2 separate regions of the Homo sapiens genome follow, and region 1 is linked to region 2. The links are chromatin contacts, found by Hi-C or POLR2A ChIA-PET in ENCODE. All regions are on one chromosome and are shown on one strand. The core of a region is the stretch at or near the end of the contact, and the rest is flanking DNA. Distances in the headings are between cores, read along the strand shown. Region 1 holds the start of IFFO2 (intermediate filament family orphan 2). Region 2 has its middle 6.4 kb from the start of RNU1-2.

Evidence for each region. A loop is a pair of places that touch in the nucleus more often than their neighbours do. ChIA-PET counts read pairs that join two places held with the same protein, here RNA polymerase II (POLR2A). Pooled maps may share reads with other maps.
Region 1: a loop to region 2 is called in a map with no recorded cell type, with 8 times the contacts of the local background. The contact joins the promoter of IFFO2 here to the enhancer-like site in region 2. A Hi-C loop is called at or near these places in 2 of 37 single-sample maps with no recorded cell type and 8 of 50 pooled maps. POLR2A ChIA-PET finds 5 or more read pairs at or near these places in 1 of 52 experiments (CD4-positive, alpha-beta T cell).

The regions. Positions count from the first base shown.
Region 1 is chr1:18,953,085-18,960,451 of GRCh38, forward strand. IFFO2 (intermediate filament family orphan 2) reads right to left here and starts at 3,592. Exons shown (of 9, transcript NM_001136265.2): 1 at 2,584-3,592. The coding sequence starts at 3,248. RefSeq lists silencers at 2,345-2,534, 2,775-3,034, 3,605-3,774.
Region 2 is chr1:16,898,717-16,906,024 of GRCh38, forward strand. No RefSeq gene overlaps it. Among named protein-coding and RNA genes, the nearest start is that of RNU1-2, 6.4 kb to the left of the region's middle. RefSeq lists enhancers at 5,112-5,391, 5,578-6,217, 5,862-5,911, 6,012-6,061, 6,218-6,857 and a silencer at 6,598-6,892. Within about 2 kb of position 5,534, at least 41 of the 41 ENCODE cell types and tissues checked have a DNase peak (open chromatin) inside an H3K27ac peak, as active enhancers do; they include CD4-positive, alpha-beta T cell, where a contact is called at or near this core.

The DNA of each region.
Region 1 (7,367 bases), core at 2,342-4,841, 2.1 Mb after region 2:
CCTTCTGGGCATCATTGCTTGGAGTTCTGTAATAGATATCCTGGGATGATTTAAAGCCCTTCATGGCCACAACAGTCCAGGCAGACACCTGGGTCTCATCCCTTAGACGGTGACTTCTCTTATGGCCAGGGGATCAGAAGCGGGCTGGGAGCTCAAACTCAGATTTATATATTGCCAAGGCTGGGAAGACCCTTTGAGATCATCTAGCCCAGTGGTTTTTCAACTTTTTAAAAAATGTTTATCAAATGTCTGCCCTCCTCCCCAAAGAAAATTCTTAGGGATACCCAAAACATACTACTAACAAGTTAGCATGTTAGTAGAACCCAGTGAGTTAATATTAAGAACTTAAAGGTGGGTGAGCACATTTTTATCACTGTATTAACGTCTTAATGTTCTTTTAAATGATCATTTTTATTAGATATTCAAGGAAACCCTAAAGCATCTCTAAGAAAGCCTGGGGTTTCAAGGACCGCAATTCTAGCCCCCCCTCAACCTCACTTCACAGACGGGGAAACTGAGGCCCCAGGAAAGGAATATACCTGCTTTGGAAAAATCCAACATGAGTCTTGAGTTAACTTCAGAAAATAAATGGAAGACAAGGTGTGCACGCATCCCAGAAGGGCGGGAAGAGAGACGCCCGCACTCCACCTGTCTCAGCAGCACCGTCTCATTCCAGGCCAGCGCCAGAAGCTGACATCACACCCCACGCCCTGGGTGCAACTTGAATAGATCGTTGCTCAATGCCAACCCATCTCCCTCCAAGACTGGGCACGGTTTTTCCATCACCTTAGTAGCCAGGTCCAAAAAGCACACACACAATAAAACAAACACAACACAAGCCTGAGGCATGACAACACAATCAACAGTGGCAGACAGGAGGGCCCGGCCCATCCCTCCCCAGTTTCACCATTGAGAGCAAGTGCCTGCTTCCCTAGCCTGCCCCAATGACATTGACCATGAGGGGCGGCGAGGTGGCCTCCCTGTGGCAAGGCACCAGGCGGGCCATTCTCAAGTCCTCCAGAGAAACAGGTAACCCAGGAGAGAAGCCCGTCTCCCAGTGGAGTGTAAGACCTACCCCCAGGAAGCTAGGCGCCACATGAGAGAGCTTGAGGACTCTCAGCATTTCTACTCCCTGCTAGCTTGACAAAGTGCCTATCATCTTTAATAACACCAGCATGATTACTTTATACCTCCCAAAGAGCATCACCATCCTGCTGTCTCCTCGAGCAACTGTGGGCAGATTTTATTATTCCCATTTCTCTGATGAGCAAACAGGCTTTCAAGTGATTTGATAATCTCACCAGCAGGTATAAGGCTGGCATTTGAATCCTACCCAGTTGCTAGCCTGTCCAATGGGAGAATACGGAAGGAGACCTATGCCCAGCTCCCTGGACAGACCTTTAGAGATGGAAGGAAGGGTCCTTCTCAGTACATCCTCCAAGCCCTGGAGTTCAGAGCCAATAGCTCCGAATGGAAGGCTGCCTGTGCCTGGAACAGCGATTGCCAGGGCCAGAGGGCCCCTTCCCCAGCCAGGCCTGAGATGCCAAAGACAGACCCTTCTTCTCTTATGGGAAGAGGAGGAGGATAGGAGACCCCTCTCCTCTTATCGGAAAGCCAAGCAGACAGTATTGTCGGCCAGACTGCAGACAGGAAGCAATGACAGTTTCCCAGCTGGGGAATCTGGGCTAGGCAGGAATGCACTGGCCAGTCTTGCAGAGTCTGGACCCCAGTTCTAGCCAGAGATTGTGGTCTCAGTCCATTCAATGTCCAGTCTCCAGCCCAACATTATCTTCTCCTGGGGGCTTTTAAGGCTGAGTTTGTTAGGGCTCAATAAACCATGAGACTCAGGGAGTGGGGAGAAGAGGGATGAAAGGAGGCATTTTATAAAAGCTTGTGAGCAGTCTGTTGTAGTTGTGGTTATCCAACCCAGCAAGCTGGACCTTACAGAGCTGGAGCAAGACGGCAGACACTGGCCCCAGGGGGTAGGGGCAGATCCATCCATTTTCAAAAACGTGATCTCATTTAATTCAAGAAATAAAAAGGCAGTGGGTTGGTTAGAGTTTTTCTTTTCATATGTTGAGGGAGGGGAGCATATTTCCTACTTCCTTGGTAAAAATACTTATGCTAGGAGACAGACTAGCCAGGAGTGGTTAAAATCTCTGGTTGAAATCCCGGTTTCACCACTTACTCGCCAAGCCACCTTAGGCAAATCACTTAGCATTTCTGCACCTCGGTTTCCTCATCTGCGAGATGAGGATAAGACTGCCTTACACAATACGCTGTATTGTGCTGAGAATTAAATGAGATCGCATAAAACACAGACAGTTATTATGTCACCTAGAAAACAATGTGCCTCACCAGTGACAGCATCGAGGTGGCCCCCACGGTAGCCAGCGCCCGCCCCCATCCTGGGATCTAGATAACTGGGCCTTCCTGGCGTACGTAAGACGCTCTGCAAACACAGCTTCCAGCCCACCTGCCAGTACCAGCTGCCCGCCCGGCCCCCGTCCCGCATACGCATTCCGCGGCAGCCTGGACCTGGGCGCCCCGTCCCAGGGCGGCGGGGGAGGGGCGGCCACTCACCTCCGCTTATACTCGTCGCGCTCGCGCTTCACCTTGGCCAGCACGTTGTAGAGCGCGCGGATCTCCGGCGTGATGGTGTCGATCTGCACGCCCACGCCGTCGGGGTGCACCCACGACACGCCGGGGCCCTGCACGGTCTCCACGCCGCCGCCGCCCGTGCGCCGCACCTGCGTGTAGCTCCAGATGGTCCCGGGCAGGCGGCCGTAGTGCTGCGGGTGCGAGCCGCCGCCGGGGGGCAGGCCGCCCAGGGCCACGGCATTGGCGTTGGCGCCGGCCGCCGCGCCACTGCTGAGGCCGTGCCCGCCGCCGGGCGCCGGGGGCCGCAGCAACTCGGGCCCGGTCTGCACGGCCTGCTCGCGGGAGAAGGTCTTGTAGCGCAGCCGCCGCTCGCGCTCGCTCTGCTGCTGCTCCAGCTGCTTCTCCAGCAGCCGGTTGCGCCGCTCCAGCTCGTGCACCTTAGCCAGGAAGCAGCGGAAGCGCACGTTGAGCCCCTTCAAGAGGTGGATGTTGGAGCCCAGGTCGTCCCGCAGCGCCGCCGTCACCGGCGACGGACCCGGCCCTGCCCCGCCGCCGCCGCCGCCCCCGCCAGGGCAGCCCCCGCCGCCGCCGCCCGGCGGGCAGCCGAAGGCCAAGGCCATCTCCCCGAACAGCAGCGAGTTCACCATGCGCCGGCTGCGCGGCTCAGGGCCCCGGGCCCGCGGCTCCAGGTGCGGCTCCAGCTCCGGGCAGGGCTCCCGGCGCGGCCGGGCCAGGGTGGGCGCGGGCTCCAGCGCGGCCGGCCGGGCGGTTCCAGATGCGCGCCAGATGCGGCCTCCGCAGAGACGGCAGGACGGATGGCCCCGGATGCGGGCGCCGAGGCGAGAGAGGGCACTCGGCCGCTCCTCGGGACGCGGTGGAGGCCGCGGTATCTGCGCGGGGCCAGAAGGGTCGCGGGTCTCACCGCCCGGGCTGTCAGAGACGCTGTGGAGGGGCCGCGGCAGCCGCACGCAGAGGACTCTCGGCCGGCACTGCCCCTTCTGCGGCGGGCCCCGCCCACTGCAGACACTGGCCCCGCCCCCGCCGCGGCCCCGCCCACCCCTCCTCCCTCTGCGGCGTTCCCCGAGCCCGAGGCTCCGCCCCACGAGGCCCGCAGCGCCGGGCCCCACCCACAGACCCTCGGCTCCGCCCACCTCCGGGTTCTCCCGCTTTCTCCGCAGCATAGACTCCGCCCAGCTCCCCGGCGGGGCCACGCCCTCTCCTGCGTCTGGTCCTGCCTCCCCGCCGGGTGCCGATTCTCTGCTGGGGGACCCGGACCGCAGAGCTGCACCAGGGACCGGGTTAGCTGGAACCGCCGCAGAGCCAGCCGGGCCTCTTAAAGGGGCCAGCAGCCTCGGCAACGCTCGCTTTCCACTTTTTAGGGCGCTCCTCTCCCACGTCGCCTGCCGAGAGGGCTCCGTTTCTCTGTCCTCTCTGCCCGCAATGCCCCTGGCCCCAAATTCCTTCGGATGTGCGCGACCGCGGCTGGAAGGGCTGGGGGACCACAGTATCCGAAGGTGCATCGGCACCCCACCCCCACTCTAGCCTGGGGAGGCCCAGATCGACCTTTCGGGGATAAGAGGGCGCCCGTGCCCCACGCTGCGGACCCGGGGGTGGGCTCCTCGAATGCTAGCTGCGGGCCTTGTCCTCTCGAGATCGGCCCGGGCACAGCTAAGCCCGCTGGTTCCCCCGCCCACTGAGGAGCCGAGCAGCATGGGGGTTGGGGAGGCCGAGCAAGACCCTCCCGGGATGACACCCACAAACTCGGCCTGGGCCTCGCCTCTGCTGAGCTGCTCAGCACCTCCCCACCACCCACACCCACACGCTGAGATGAAGCTGACCCCGAGAGCTGGGGATTCATTTCACAGACATGGGGCTTAGCGGGCCGCCTGGGGCAGACCGAGGCAACCCGAGGACCCATTCATTCATTCATTCATTCATTCAAATGTTTTCACACCTACCACGTTAAAGGCCAAGTTCTCCAGTCTCTGGTGTCTCCTGAACCGTGTTGCAAACATTAGTATATGTCAGGCGCCATACTTATTTATTATCCCCATTTTACAGAGAAGGTCACTGAGACGTTAAGTAGCCACAATGGTCCAAAGTGCATGCTCTAACCGGCCTTCCACAATGCTGGCCTCGGGCCTCGTGTCCATTTCCGCATTTGGTCCTCACCGCAAACCTCAGAGGGGAGGTGACCCCCACCTTGAACCCCCACCTTTGAACGCCTGTGGCTTGCATTGTATGCACTTAACCAGATATGTGGCATGTTTCAGATACTTCCGACTGCATTTTTTACTAGCAGTTTAATTTTTGTCTTGTTATTAACTTTTGTGTTTGTTTTGTCTCTTTGTATGTAAGCTTGAGGACAGGCACACTGTCTTACATGGACAATGCCTTGGTGTTCTTGGTGACAAAGGAGACACGGGCTTGCCCTGGAGTGATGTGGCTGTGATGTTAGTCTGCTGTGTTTTTGATTTAGCCACAAAAGCAAACCTTCCCCATAGTTCCTTCCCTCAACCACAGTTCCTTGCTTCCTGCCAACACGGACTCACCTTAAACACCCAGCTCTGAAACTCACTCATCTAGAAACCTTTCTCTGCTTAACCCAACCCAGTCTGGACACTGCCCTTTACTCTTCGTTCTCTCGTCTCTTGATGATGTTCTTGTTTATCTAACCTAAGGAATCAAAACCCCTTTGCCTTGAAGCAGAGGTTCATGGACCCCCAAGAGGACTGAGGATAGAATTCTGGGGGGTCCATGACACAGGGGTGGACAAAAGTTATACCTTTAGCCTCACTAATCTCTAAAGGCTTTGTTGTCTGTTTGTTTATTTGTTTGTTTGAAACAGAGTTTCACTCTTGTTGCCCAGGCTAGAGTGCAATGGTGCGATCTTGGCTCATCACAACCTCCACCTCCGGGGTTCAAGAGATTATCCTGCCTCAGCCTCCCAAGTAGCTGGGATTACAGGCATGCGCCACCACACCCGGCTAATTTTTTTGTATTCTTAGTAGAGATGGGGGTTTCTCTATGTTGGTCAGGCTGGTCTTGAACCCCCAACCTCAGGTGATCCGCCCACCTTGACCTCCCGAAGTTCTGGGATTACAGACGTAAGCCACCGTGCCCAGCCAATGGTTTTTAACATATCCTTTGATTATGAATGTAGGCAGCAAGTAGATGTCCCTGTGATTTTGTCACTAGTAGAAATCACAGGTATTTATGTAACACACTACAGTTATTGTAAACATCTCAAGATATCATCTAAGCTACGAGAACTGTGAAATTAAAGTCATATTAGACCGACCACTAAATCTTATTTAATGTATTAGTAAAAGAGAACGTATGTTACTATATGAGAAATTGTTAATAGTTTGATATCTATTTTTAGTAAAATGACTTTTCATAGTAATCCTAATGCCTTTTTAAAAAAATTATTCTCAGAAGGGGTCCACAGGCTCCACCCAATGCCTGAGTGGTCCCATGGAAGAGAAAGGGTTAAGAAGTCACACCTGGGGAGTGGCTCCCTGCAACCTCTTCCAGGAAGGATCTGTCCTTCCAACAAAGTTGCCCTGGAATTGGGGTGTGCAGCCCTCCTTGAGGGTGGGGGCAGCCCTGCCCTGGGCCCTGGAGATATTCAGACTTTCCGTGATGACTTGTGGAGCACCTGCTTCGGCACAAATCCTGCATTAAATGCAGAGGAAGGAGCTAAAGGGGCTCCAGGGGAGCTGATGGAGACAACCAAAAAAGACCATCCTGAGGCATGGGAGTGGGTGCAGAGGGGGGAAAAGGAGATGGCCAAGCAGAGCCCAGAAGATCTGAAGGAATTGAGGGAAGTGGTAGCTGGACCTGAGAGGGTTTTCAGCTGAACCCTAGAAACATGATATGTGCAAACAAAATGGCTTGAAAATAGCTTCGTGGCCACATAGGAATAAAGGCGGGTGCTGCGTGTCTTGCTCTTTGTGGGTAAAATGTGAGGTTAGGTTAACCTAACAGTCCTCCAGCTAGGGTGACCAACCATCCCAATTTATCAGGAACTGAGAAGGTTTCTCTTGATGCTAAAACCTGGAAAGTAAATCAGAACGAGCAAATCAGAACAAATGTGTCACCCTACTTCCAGCCCATATCAATCTGGAGGCATCTGAGGCCAGAAGTCCTATAGTTCAGGATACAGCCAGCCCAGATTTCTTGTTTCAGGGACCAGAAAACTGAGGACCACAGAGAGGTAAGGACTGACCCAGGTCTCCTGAATAATTGGTATCAAAGCCTGGTCTGGAATTCTGGTCCCATTCCCTTTCCAATGGTAGGTCCTCCCTGGCCCAGACAATGAATTCAGTGGTCTCCTCCCCTTAACCCCAGACACTGGCAGGCTGGCTCCCCCATTCAAGATCCAAAGGGGGCTAAAGGTGGGTCCTCAAGGCAGCGGAAGAGTTCCAACAGACAAAGGAACATCCCTGTGGGGGACGCCAGCCTCCTCTCACTAAACAAGGATAATTAGGTTTTTGTTTTTTGGCAGGGTACCTCCCCTTGACCCTCAAAGTCACAGCGGTGTGTCTAACCTGTCCAGACTGTTTTTGGAGGCAAGAGTGGGGAGTGGAAAAAGGTGGGCTTTTAAGACAAGAGATTGGCTAAGGTTTGTATCTAAGTCACTTTACCTCTCTGAGGCTCTATTTCCTCATCAGGGAAATGGGCATAACTGCTCTCAATGAACAGTTGCTGAATGAATGAATAAAAGAATTAAGAAATGAATGAGAAAATGACTTTTATTCTTC
Region 2 (7,308 bases), core at 4,284-6,783:
TTCTCATGAAACAAGTTGGCGTACTCTTTCAGTGAAGGGACTAGACCGATTAGGTCTCTAAAATGTTAAAGGAGTCACTGCCTCCATTATCTTAGGAACAATAATAATCACTTATATAAAATTAAAATAAGAAAATTAAGCCAGGAATGGTGGCTCATATCTACAATCCCAGCACTTAAAGAGTTGGAGACCAGCCTGGGCAACATAGTGAAACTCCTGTCTCTACAAATTTTTAAGTATTAGCTAATTTTTTAAAGTTGGCAGGGCATGATAATGCATGACTGTAATCTCAGCTACTAGGGAGACTGAGGCAGGCTCCAGTGAACTATGATTGTGCCACTGCCCTCCAGCCTGGGTGACAGAGTGAGACTCCCAACTCAAAAAAAAAAAAAGAAAAGAAAATATAGAATTTGTTGAAAATTGTTTTACTACAATGCTAGGCTGCATGTCTTGCACCTGTACTCCCAGCAACTCAACAGGCTGAGGCGGAAGGATTGCTTTAGGCCAGCGGTTGGAGACCAGCCTGGGGAACAGGGCAAGACCTCATCTCTAAAAAAACACAAGGCAAGCTGAGCCAGGAGGATTGCCTGAGCCCAGAAGTTCCAAGTTGGTCAGCTATGATTGCCCTGCTGCACTCTAGCCTGGATAACACAGCAAGACCCTGTGTCTTATTTTTTATTTTATTTTTACTACTTATGCTTATTTATTTATTTATTTTTGAGACAGAGTCTTGCTCTGTAGCCCAGGCTAGAGTGCAGTGGTGCCATCTCAGCTCACTGCAAGCTCTGCCTTCCAGGTTGAAGCTATTTCCCTGCCTCAGCCTCCAGAGTAGCTGGGATTACAGGCACACGCCACCACATCCAGCTAATTTTTATGTTTTTAGTAGAGACAGGGTTTCATCATGTTTCCCAGGCTAGTCTCAAACTCCTGACCTCAAGTGATGCACCTGTCTCGGACTCCGAAAGTGCTGGGATTACAGGTGTGAGCCACCTCGCCCAGGCTCCTTATGCTTGAAATGTGAGGTTTCATTAGGGAAAAATTTTCTTGTTGAATTTCTAACATGAAAAAATAATAGATTTAGCTGTAGATTAAATTAATGGTCTTGATAGTTTGGTACAATAAAATAAATGAAATGAAGTTGATAGCAGAGAGGAATTTTTGATGCTTTTGGACAATTTAAATAATGTAATATTTAATATATAAAGACATGAAAAAGTTCATTACATTATTATATTTATTTATTTATTTATTTATTTATTTATTTTGAGACATAGTCTCACTCTGTTGCCTAAGCTAGAGTGCAGTGGTACAATCTCGGCTCACTGCAACCTCTGCCTCCCGGGTTCAAGCAATTCTCCTGCCTCAGCCTCGTGAGTAGCTGGAATTACAGACGTGCGCCACCCCACCCAGCTAATTTTTGTATTTTTAGTAGACACAGGGTTTCACCATGTTGGTCAGGCTGGTCTCGAACTCCTGACCTCATGATTCACCTGCTACGGCTTCCCAAAGTGCTGGGGTTACAGGCGTGAGCCGCTGCATCTGGTCTATTATGTTATTTTTTAAAAGTCAGTGTGACTCTTTTGACAAATTAGAATGGTTTAATAATCTTGGTTAGGCTGGGCATGGTGGCTCACACCTGTAATCCCAGCACTTTGGGAGCCTGAGGTCAGGAGTTCGAGACCAGCCTGGCAAACAAGGTGAAACCCTGTCTCTACTAAAAATACAAAAATTAGCCGGGTATGGTGGGGGGCTCCTGTAATCCCAGCTACTCAGAAGGCTGAGTCAGGAGAATTGCTTGAACCCGGGAGGCAGAGGTTTCACTGAGCCAAGATCGCGACATTGCACTCCAGCCTGGGGGGGCAACAAAGTGAGATTCGGTCTCAAAAAATAAATAAATAAATAAAAATAAAGTATAAAAAATTAAAATTATGTGTTCAAGTAAATTAAATATATGGCAATGAAAAGGAGGCCCAGCATGACTGACTGCATTTTGCTCCTAACCCTTCCTACCCTGTGGTGATGTCTTTCAGGCTAACTGCTTTTTCTTCTTTCTGCACATAGGCCAAGCTATCTATGGGAGGGATTTAGCTTACAGTTTAACTTTAAAGCACAGATGATAATAATCCTTTCCCCAAACTAACTCCTGAGAAGATAGGCAGGTTGTTGAAGATTTATAAGAGCAGTGTGACCTGACAAAGGACAAAGAATTTTCACCATCCCCTTGGGCTCTCACTGCAGCCCATATGTCTGTCATTGTCAGACCTCTTCACCTCAACCGCCTCCTTCTTCCTCCCTTCCCTAACGTACAAGGAACCTGAAAATCATATTAATTTAAGATGGTTCTTTAGGATGTTAGTTCACCATCTGTTCAGTTTGGTGGCTCTCTGGAATAAAGTCACCTTCCCTGCCCCTACACCTTATCCCTGGACTTATTGGCCGTCATGCAGCAAGCGGTGAGTGCAGTAAGCCGAGATCACACCACTGCACTCCAGTCTGGGTGACATAGTGAGACCTTGTCTCAAAAAAATAAAAATAAAAACAGAGAAATTTGGTTTTAGAACCAGACAAATTAAATGGGAGATTACTTCCAGTGAGACCTAGAAATTTCTAAATTTCTAAAATTTCTAAAAAAACTGAGAAAATTGCCTCCATTGAGGAAGTAAGCTGAAGGAGGTAAACTGTCATGTTTTCTGAATTGAGAAATATTGAGGAGGCTTTGTCTCTTTCACCTCCAGCTGCTCCTTCTCCTCCTGCCCCTGCACCTGCATAGTCTTTCTTACCTGAGCCTTCCTGTCCTGCCTTGCTTCTTCTTCCATCACCACCACCTGGGGAAAGTCCCCAGGGCTCTGGCCACTTCCCCAAAACTTCTGTTCTGACAGCCCCTTTAAAGGTAAAACCCAAACCCACAGGAAGAGGGGAGCCTACCATTGTGTATACCACTTCACCAAAACGTGAATTAAGAATATTATAAAGGACTTCCCTGATCTAAACTTAAATACATTTCACTCTTCTGTTTCTAAAGCAGGCTCCGAGATTCTATAGGCTCTGGCAGAAAATTTGACTTAACTGTTGAAACCTTTGAGCCCAAATATTCTGACCTTTATCAATCAATTCACATGCTGGTGAAGAAGGCAAGGCCACTAACTGGTTGCAAAGGCAAATTGGAAGGATTTTCAAAAAGGGACTGAAGCAGAACATGAAAGGTTCACATTTTCACCAAATATCTCCATGTTGCCACTCCCCAGGTCCTTCCTAAAAATATAGATTGGAGGATAATTCAGCATTGTACTAAAAAGCCAGACAAATCTGTCTTTGCTTAATTAAAATGGTTTGAGAGCCAGGTGTGGTAGCTCATGTCTTTAATCCCAGCACTATAGGAGGCCAAGGCGGGCGGATCACTCGAGGTCAGGAGTTCGAGACCAGCCTGCCAACATGGTGAAACCCTGTCTCTACTAAAAATACAAAAATCAGCCAGGTGGCTACTCAGGAGGCTGAAGGAAAAGAATCGCTTGAACCCAGGAGGCAGAGGTTGCAGTGAGCTAAGATCCTGCCAGTGCAATACAGCCTGGGTGACAGAGAAAGACTGTCTCAAAAATAAAAATTAAAAAAAAAAAGAAAAAATCAGCAGCGTAGTAGAAGTATAATGCACACAAGAATGATAATCATGAAGACAATCTGATTCTAGAAGAGTAAGGGAACCTATTCCATTAGAGAGCCAACTGAAAACATCAAATCCCAGTTCACACCCCAGGGTGTGGGGGCACGTGCCTGTAGTCCCAGCTACTCGGGAGGATTAGTAAGGAGGTTTGCTTGAATATGTGAGGTCAAAGCAGAAGTAAACCCTGATCATGCCACTGCACTCCAGCCTGGGTGACAGTGAGACCTTGTCTCAAAAACAAACAAACAAAAAACCCACAAAACCAAACAACAACAAATTGTCACCTCACTCTGAAATGACAGTGGCAAACATCACTTTGCTATTGGAAAATTAAAAGAAAAACACTCCCTCTTGCTATCAACCTGCCCTCTTGCTCTAACATGTCTGACCCATGGTTTAAAATGCCCAAAAGCTGATGTACTCAAATTATAATACACTTACCTGTTCTGCACCAGCATTTATTTTTGTCTGGAGGAGATCACCATCCATGGTCCTGTAAATGTCTAACGGCATGGAATGATGAAGGGCAGTGTCTTTTAGGATATTTGGTTATATCTATATATATGGCTCTGAAGAAACCCAACATTGGGCGAGTTCCCTCAAACTTTTCACTAGGCATGACCACTGCTCTATTTTAGATAGAGATTCTGTGGGGCAAAACCTGAGAATTATCTGCCTGGCTATCAAGAAGATAGCTCCTTGCATTTTTTTGGGGAGAACACTTGCTTCAAGGGAGTGTTTCCTCCCAGGATTACAAATCTTTTTGTAACCTCAGGAAACATTGCTGATGAAAACCAGGCATGGTGGCTCTGGCCTGTAATCCCAGTGACTCAGGGGCTGAGACAGGAGAATCACTTAAGCCAAAGAGTTTGAGGCTGCAGTGAGCTATGATGGCGCCACTGCACTCCAGCCTGAGCCACAGAGCCAGACACTGTCTCTGAAAGAAAAAGAAAAAGAAAGAAAAACATTGCTGATGAAACTGCGGCCTCTTTTGCAGCTCTATAAAAAGGTATTTAGTCACTGGCTAAGGTTGTACTAGATAATCACATCACTTTAGGTGATACATTTAGCTGAGCAGGGAGATGTGTGGTGGCAAATACCTTTTGTTGCATATACATATACATTTCCCATGTAGTAGAACCTTCTCTAGAAAAAATCAGAAAAGAAGCCACTTGGCTGCAAGAAATCACTAAAGAAGAAATGGGGTTTGATGTTTTCCCTGATGTTTTCAGTTGGCTGAAACATCAAATCCCAGTTCCCTGGTTCCCTTACTGTTCCAGGATACAGATTCTCTTTGTGATGATCATTCTTGTATGCATTATATTTCTACTACTCAAATTATTAATGTTATGTATTTCTCATTGTTTTACTTCTTTTGAGAAACTAAATTCATGGTACTCTGAAAACTAGAGATGATTCAACAAGTGACAGCAACTATAGAATTGGCCGAGATATCTCTCTCTCTCTCTCTCTCTCTTTTTTTTTTTTTTTTTCCATGTTGTGATGCCACACCAGTTCAGCTTTTGGACGCTGTTAAAAAGAGAGGTCTCCTTCCCTCCCCTGACCCCCGTGTGGGACAGGACTATCTGGGAATGAGCCATTCTGGCAAGGAGGGACACAGCTTTTGATCGACAATGCTTTCAAGAAATACTTTTTTTTTTTTTAAACGGAGTCTCGCTCTGTCGCCCAGGCTGGAGTGCAGTGGGCGATCTCAGCTCACTGCAAGCTCCGCCTCCCGGGTTCACGCCATTCTCCTGCCTCAGCCTCTGCGAGTAGCTGAGACTACAGGCGCCCGCCACCACGCCAGGCTAATTTTTTTTTTTTATTTTTAGTAGAGACGGGGTTTCACCGTGGTCTCGATCTCCTGACCTCGTGATCGGCCCGCCTCAGCCTCCCAAAGTGCTGGGCTTACAAGCGTCAGCCACCGCGCCCGGCCAAGAAAGACTTTTCATCTAAAGGGAGAATGGGGAAAGAAGAGAACTTTTTTATTTTCAAATTCTCAGGCCCAGCGAGGCATTACATTGAGACAGCAACCACATTCTGCTTCCTTTTTGTACACTACTGTATTTGAAAAACAAAAAAACAAACCTACAAGACTCATAAAACTGGACAACTTTCTTTATAACACTACTACTCGTAAAACCAGTAAGGATGGCTGGTTTGCAGTTATCTGAGCAGCTTCTCTAGTTTCATAGACATGATTTCTCTCTGTTATTAAAGGGCTCCCAATTTTAAGTGGAATGCTACTTCACAAAGATAACCAGGTTTGAAAGGGTCCGGTTTGCTTTGTAATCCGAAACGTTCCAGTCTGCTATTAAAAGCCATTATTTGAAGACGGGTGCACAGGCTTCCAGCTGCCCGCCAGAAGGGTCCTCCGCAGGACACAGGTTAAGTAATCACTTCTTCGGGGGAGACTAGATGCAGGGTCTCGGCGCACCTCCCCAAAAGACAAGGGCGAGACAGAAAGGAGGGACAGGCGGACGTCACTTCCCCCGCCGGCTGCGGCACCGGGTTGGTGGGCTGAGTGGAGGAGGGTGGGGCGGAAGAACAGAAGGGGACTGGGAAAGGCACTGTTGGTGACATCACCGATAGGGCGTTTCTATGTAGATGAGGCAGCGCAGGGGCTGCTGCTTCGCCATGAAGGATTTCCCGTGCTGTAGGAGCAAGTCCGGGACCGCTGGCTGGACGTGAGCGTCCTAGCTGTGCGTTAGGGCTAGGAGGGCTCAGGGTGATTGGGGATTGGCTGGGGTGGTGCTCGGGGCAAGTGACCGTGCGTGTAAAGGGTGAGGCGTATGGAGCTGTGGCGGGGCGGAAGTTCACATGTGTGGTATGTAGAGCACATGTTATGGTTATCAAAGTGGTTTACTGTAAGGCTGAGGGCTATGCATTCTATGGCTATGTTGTTGTCTCTTATTTTTCCAAACGTGGAAACCTCTGTTTTGTAACTTGTAGTAATAAGGTAGAAATTAAAAAGAAAAAGTATTTTCCTGTACTTGCTTGGCTGCAAGGTCAGGAACAGATAGTTTCTGAAAAACCACATCGCTGAGAAATGAGTTCTGGAGACTCTCTTAACAGTCTGTTATCCCTAGGAAGGATAAGAGCAAGAAACAGCAAATGCTTTTATTACCTTCTCTTTTCCCTTTACCATTTCTCACTATTCAAGTTTTGTTAAGTTCTTGATTTCCCTTCAGTGCAGCTGCAAGGTCACCAGCTATTCTTGCCTCGTGAGACCTGTCACAGTTTGACTAGCTGCCTTTGTTCTGCTTCTGTAAGCCCTCTTGCCTGCCCCGCGAGTTTGGTGCCATCATAGTCCCACCATGCCATTCAAACTAGCCAACCCCCTTTTTGAAGTGTGTATAAAAGTCAAACCCTGTCTTTGTTCGGGGCTCAGCCTTTGGATTTTAATCCTCTGGGCCTGAGGGCACTCAATAAAATCCTCCTGTTCCACCCATTGGTCTCTCTGTTCTCCTGATTCCCACAACAGTAGTAGGGGACTGTGTCTGCACTTTCCCCTGGTCTTTCACGGTATGAATAATAGCCTTTTTTTTTTCGCCTATAGTCGCAGGCTCGGTCTCAGTGATTTTATGGTGTGGTCAGCTGTTTTTGTTTTTGTGAGACCTTGTTTACTGTCCTGGGACAGATGTCTGTAG